Linked DNA regions of Homo sapiens: region 1 is linked to region 2. Evidence: chromatin contacts called from ENCODE POLR2A ChIA-PET data. All regions are on one chromosome and are shown on one strand. The core of a region is the stretch at or near the end of the contact, and the rest is flanking DNA. Distances in the headings are between cores, read along the strand shown.

The links. ChIA-PET counts read pairs that join two places held with the same protein, here RNA polymerase II (POLR2A).
Region 1: POLR2A ChIA-PET joins it to region 2 with 11 read pairs in T-cell. The contact joins the enhancer-like site here to the promoter of CDIP1 in region 2. POLR2A ChIA-PET finds 5 or more read pairs at or near these places in 2 of 52 experiments (T-cell and WTC11).

What each region holds. Positions count from the first base shown.
Region 1 is chr16:28,187,114-28,189,813 of GRCh38, forward strand. All of the region lies in intron 1 of XPO6 (exportin 6), which reads right to left. Among named protein-coding and RNA genes, the nearest start is that of XPO6, 24 kb to the right of the region's middle. RefSeq lists enhancers at 559-728, 1,813-1,862 and a silencer at 2,255-2,394. Within about 2 kb of position 1,403, at least 11 of the 41 ENCODE cell types and tissues checked have a DNase peak (open chromatin) inside an H3K27ac peak, as active enhancers do.
Region 2 is chr16:4,537,385-4,540,084 of GRCh38, forward strand. CDIP1 (cell death inducing p53 target 1) reads right to left here and starts at 1,389. Exons shown (of 6, transcript NM_013399.3): 1 at 1,318-1,389. It also overlaps a transcript of C16orf96 not described here. RefSeq lists silencers at 786-1,005, 1,016-1,305.

The DNA of each region.
Region 1 (2,700 bases), core at 153-2,652, about 24 Mb after region 2:
TGAAGAGCAAGGAAGTTTACTAGGAGGATAAGAAGGAAAGCATGCCTGATTCAATGTCACTCGCCATAGGAAGCCACTCCAATCTGAACACTCATGGTCTCATAAGCGAGTACCTAGCCCCATCCTGCATTTGCTTCTGAGACTGCAATTTATAGTTTAACCTTCATGAATTTTCCTACACAGATTACAGTACAGATCAGGTCATTTACATCTTGTGTCTTTGTCTTGTAATCAGTACTACAGAATTTTGCCCTTGGTGCTGTTCTCTGGTCATTTCAGAATGGCAAAAGTTTTAAAATGCAGGCTCTAGGGTCAGGTTCCCCAAGTTTGAATCCAAATGTGCAGCTTGACCTTGGCCTAGTTATTTAATGTGTCACTGTTTCTTCTTGTGCACAAGTGGGGACAGTAAAAGTACCTAACATATTGGGTCATTCTGAGAATTAAATAAAATGTAAAATACATAGTAAACACAATGTCAGGCATGAAGTGTGGGCTGAAAGTCACTGTTCATACGTCATAGATATTAGGCTTCTCTACCCAGAACATCAACTGTCTGGAAAGATGCTCTATCTAGTATGTCTGTATTTTCTACAATATCTACCATGGGCTGGTGGCTCAACTATCTTAAAGACCAAATTCAAGACAGTAAAAGGAACAAGAAAACTGTTGGTATCACTTTCAGTTTCTCAAGAATACTGGTAATTCCTCCAAATTGAAGATACATGTGACTCTTTACATTTTCCCCTTTAAGGGTTCTGACCATAAGCAGACTTCTGCTCACACGCAGATTCAATCTGTGTTGAAAAACAGGAGACTGCTAACACTGAGACTGAAGGTGGATAATAAGGTGCTTTTCCCTAAGATGTAGCAGCTAGAAGGTGGTTTCCTCAAACCCTGATTAAATCTGTAATATGTTACCTAATGGCCTCTAAAACAACCCCCTCTAAGCATAACCTTTTTACAAAATTAATCTTGGGGAATAATGACTATTTTTTAAATTTTTTTTAAATAAAGATGGGGTCTTGCTATGTTGCCCAAGCTAGTCTTAAAACCCCCAGGTTCAAGCAATCCTCCCACCTATGCCTCTCAAAGTTCTGGGATTACAGGCATGGGCCAACATGCCCAGCCAAAAATGACTATTTTTTAAAGACACTTCTATTAAGCTTTTTGCCATCCTTTCCCAGAGCCTCATTTTGTATAATCTACTAGGAGGTGAATCATATGGGTCTCCTATATTCAGGTTCATGGGCTCATAGATACCAAACCTCAACAAAATGAGGACTAGTATCCCAGAGTGCCATTCAAATATCCCTGTGGCATATCTAGAACAGTGTCATTACCCTATTTGCTGTATATAAAGGTTTCGAAGAAAAGTGATTCTATCCCTGCTGCCAACGAAGGTTAAAAAGTATGCAAAACATATCCGGTGTGTTACAACACATGCGATTAGCAAAGATATTCAAACTCATGTAAACTTTCTCTGAAAGCTAACAGGATTACCATAGATGTCTAAACTCTCAGATCATCACTCTCACTTCCCTACACCCTTCACCACTGCAAAAAAAAAAAAAAAAAAAAAAAAAAAAGGAGAGAAAAAAATCTTTGACCTGTAGGCCTGCACACAAGTATGAGATGAAATACTAAGCTTAAAATAACATGCATGGGAACCAGGGCGAGTGACATCTACCTATCCCCCTCCTGAAGTCATTCAGCTCAAAAAGCCAGAAAGCTAGAAAAGTGCATCAAGGAAGCCCCAGTCAGGAGAACGACATTCAGAACAATGCTTCCTCCCATCTCTCCCTCCGGTCACTACTGCTCTTTTGCATCCCAGCCCGTAGATATTTTCCTTTTCCTTTTGTTTTCTGGAGGCACAGGTCTTGCTCTGTCGCCCAGGCTGGAGTACAGTGGCACAAACTCTATCTCCCGGGCTCAAGCTATCCTTCTACCTCAGCCTCCCAAGTAGCTGGGACCACAGCTGCACACCACCACATCCAGCTGATTTTTGTATTTTTTGTAGAGCTGGGGTTTCGCCATGTTGCCCAGGCTGGTCTTAAACTCCAGGGCTCAAGCGATCCGCCTGCCTCAGCCTCCAAAAGTGCTGGGATTAGAGGCACGAGCCACCGCGCCCAGCTGACACTTCCTTTAAAAAAAAAAAAAAAAAGCACAGCATATTGAAGTGGAAATCTCACTTTATTCCTCTATTTAAAAAAAAGAAAAAGTGGTGAAGCCCACTGACCCTCCACAGTCTAGCAGTCAGCAGGGCAATCAGGGAAGCCCAGAGACACTGGATGACTCGCTCAAAGACACACAGCCAGTGAGCAGCCAGCCAGAATCTCAGCCCCAGCCACACCCATGTGAGTTCCTTTCCTTAGCCTGACTGTGATAGGACAGCGTAAGGCCAAGCAGAGGGAAGACCGAGGTACAAATATACATTGATGTAATTCATTCTAAACATTGTGTACAAGAGTTGCAGGAGAAAAAAAAATGTCTTCTACTGAAGCAAACAGACAACCACAGCATGTAACAGGACTGCTAAGGCTGGGCAGGCGCGCCCACCCCTCTATTAACACAATCTGGAACAAAGTCATCCCCTCGCATGAGAAAGGCTTCTTGTTTTCTTGTCTGCAGCTTAGATCTAGACATAACTTTGCACAATATCTTCACACAGACATTTAATATTTGATTAAAACATACACTCTG
Region 2 (2,700 bases), core at 139-2,638:
CCGATTAAGGGCAGAGGGCAAGGCAGAGCTGGCACGCCTCCCTCCACCCAGTTCTACCTAGATCGGCCCCAAGGGAAGCAGCAAAGAACCCAGGAGAGCAGTAACTTGCCCGGGCACCGCCCCGCCCAGCATCAGGCCCCAGAATACAGAAGAAACTGGCAGAAACACTATGGAACGTCCCTGCCCCCGGGCCCGCCAACCCCCTCACTGGGACAGGTTCTCAGCCCCAGCTGCGCCCGGGAATGATCTGGGGAGCCTACTAAATGCAGATTCCTGGGCAGCGCGACGGAACTACAGCATCCCAACACCTGGGGTGGGCCCCAGGAATCTGCCCGTTTCCCAAGAGCCCCAGGTGGTTCTGACGCAGAGGATCTTGAGCCCACCTTTGGAGGAACTCACAGCCACTCGCCCCACCTCATCTAACACCTGTTGAGAAGCCCCCCAAGGAACTCGCTAAGCCAAGGTCCTCGAAGGCGCGACTCCTAGCCCCAAGCTAGGCCAGGCCGTCGCCATCTCCGCCGGGGATGCGCGGCCGAGCGCCACATCCCGACTCCACACGTCGGCGAGCCGGGCGCGGGTGCAGGACACTGCTGGGCTCCGGGACGGCCAAGGTCACCCGCGGGGCTCGGCAGGGGCTGGCTCGGCCACGGGGCTCCTCCTCGACCCCCTTTCCTTGAGAAAACAACTCCCACCCCTCCCCTCCCCGTCTCGCCCTGCAAGACGGAGATGGCAATTTCCACAACCTTCCCTGACGGAAAAACGTGCGGGCGAGCAGGCTGCCATTCCGGGCGCACAACCCCGCGGCACACAGCGGGGCGCCCGCCCGGGCCCCGCCACCGCAGCGGCTTCGACATCCCCAGGGCCGCGCTAGGTCTCGGCAGCGCCCTGAGGGGAGGACGGGCCCCGCCATGCCGCGCCCCAACCGCCGGCCCCGCTTTACCTCCAGAAGCCCGGTGCCCGAGGCCGGCCGAAAGCGGAGAGGGGCCCGGGTCCGGACAGGCGCCGGCAGAACAAGACCCTCAGCCCCGCGCGGCTTTGCGCGCACAACGAAACCCCCCAACCCACCGCCCACCCCACCGCCCAGAGGCTTCTAGGACTTGTAGTCCGCCCGGTCACCCCCCCCACCACAACCCGCTCTGAGAGGCTGGGGACTACGGTGCCCGGCATGCACCGCCCAGGCGCCGCGGGCGGGGGCGGGGAGGGGGCGCCACGGTCCGAGGTCACGCCCCGACCTGAGGAGAGCTGGCGCCCAGACCCTTCCCCCGGGGAGGAGGGCTCCCGCGCGAAGCCGTCTCCGAATGCGTCCAGTCGACTCACCGTCCCCGCAGCCCTGGGGCAGCGGCCGCAACAGCAGGACCGAACGCCTCGGCAGCTGGCAGTCGCACTTCTGTCACAAGGAGGCGGGTAGACTTTGGACCAGGGCCGAGGCCCGGGACGTCACGGTGGGGGGTGGGGTCTCGGGAGGCACGTGATGCGCCGTGATGACGTCAGTGGGAGCGGAGGCGATTTGGCCTAGAGCTGGGGCTGAGCACGTGGGATGGTCGGGGCCTGTTTGCCCAATGTACACGAGGCTGGAGAATAGGGAAAGAACCGTCCCTGTGAGCGCCTCCTCTTCACTCATGCCAGCAACAGGGCAGGGCATCTTCCTCCAGGGCTGCATTTTTTCTTTTATGCGACTAATATTTATTGAGTTTGGGAGGTGCATTACATAAAACCTTGAACCACACGGTCACTGTCCCTGCGCTTGAAACTGCCTTTGCAAAAATTACAACAGAAAATTATGACAGTGAAAGAGAGCTGACCTAACCCACTCCATCTTGCTTCTAACCTCCAGGTTGTCCTTGTTCATTCCTAGGCATAGGCAGAACTAACTTTGGGAGCAACTTAGTTTATAGTTTAATATTGAAACAAAGATAGTTAACAGCCCTTTCCCAAAACAAACCCCCTTGTTGCCTGAGAACCAGGCTTCCTTTGTAAGAGTAACACGTTAGCTACAAGATTAGACATTATAGTTTAGGGCCCAGCTCAGTGGCTAACGCCTGTAATCCCAGCACTTTGGAAGGCTGACGCAGGTGGATCACTTGAGGTCAGGAGTTTGAGACCAGCCTGGCCAACATGGTGAAACCATGTCTCTATTTAAAAATACAAAAATTAGCCGGGTATGGTGGCACGCACCTGTAATCCCAACTACTAGGGAGGCTGAAGCCCAAAAATTGCTTGAACCCGAGAGATGGAGGTTGCAGTGAGCTGAGATTATGCCTCTGCACTCCAGCCTGAGCAAGAGACTGAGACTCCATCTCAAAAAAAGAAAGAAAGAAAGAAATTACGGTTTAGGAGTCATGCACCCAGAGGCCACAAGATTCTAAACCTCCCCAGTTGATCCTAGGTATAATATCACTATTGTAAAACCTAAGATTGGTACTCTTAGGTGTTTTTCTGACCCTGCAGTCTGATGCACCAGCCAAGGCCACCTAGAGCTGTAATCTGACTCAACCAGTTCTTGCATCCTTCAACACCCTGTGATTTCATCTCCCACCCCACCAATCAGCACTCCCTACTCCTTGGCAGCTTATCTACCAAATTACCCTTTAAAAACTCTAGGCTCTGAATTTCCAGGGAGACTGATTTGAGTAATGAAACTTTGGTCTCCCATTCAGCCAGCTCTGTGTGGATTAAACTCTTTCTCTATTGCAGTTCCCC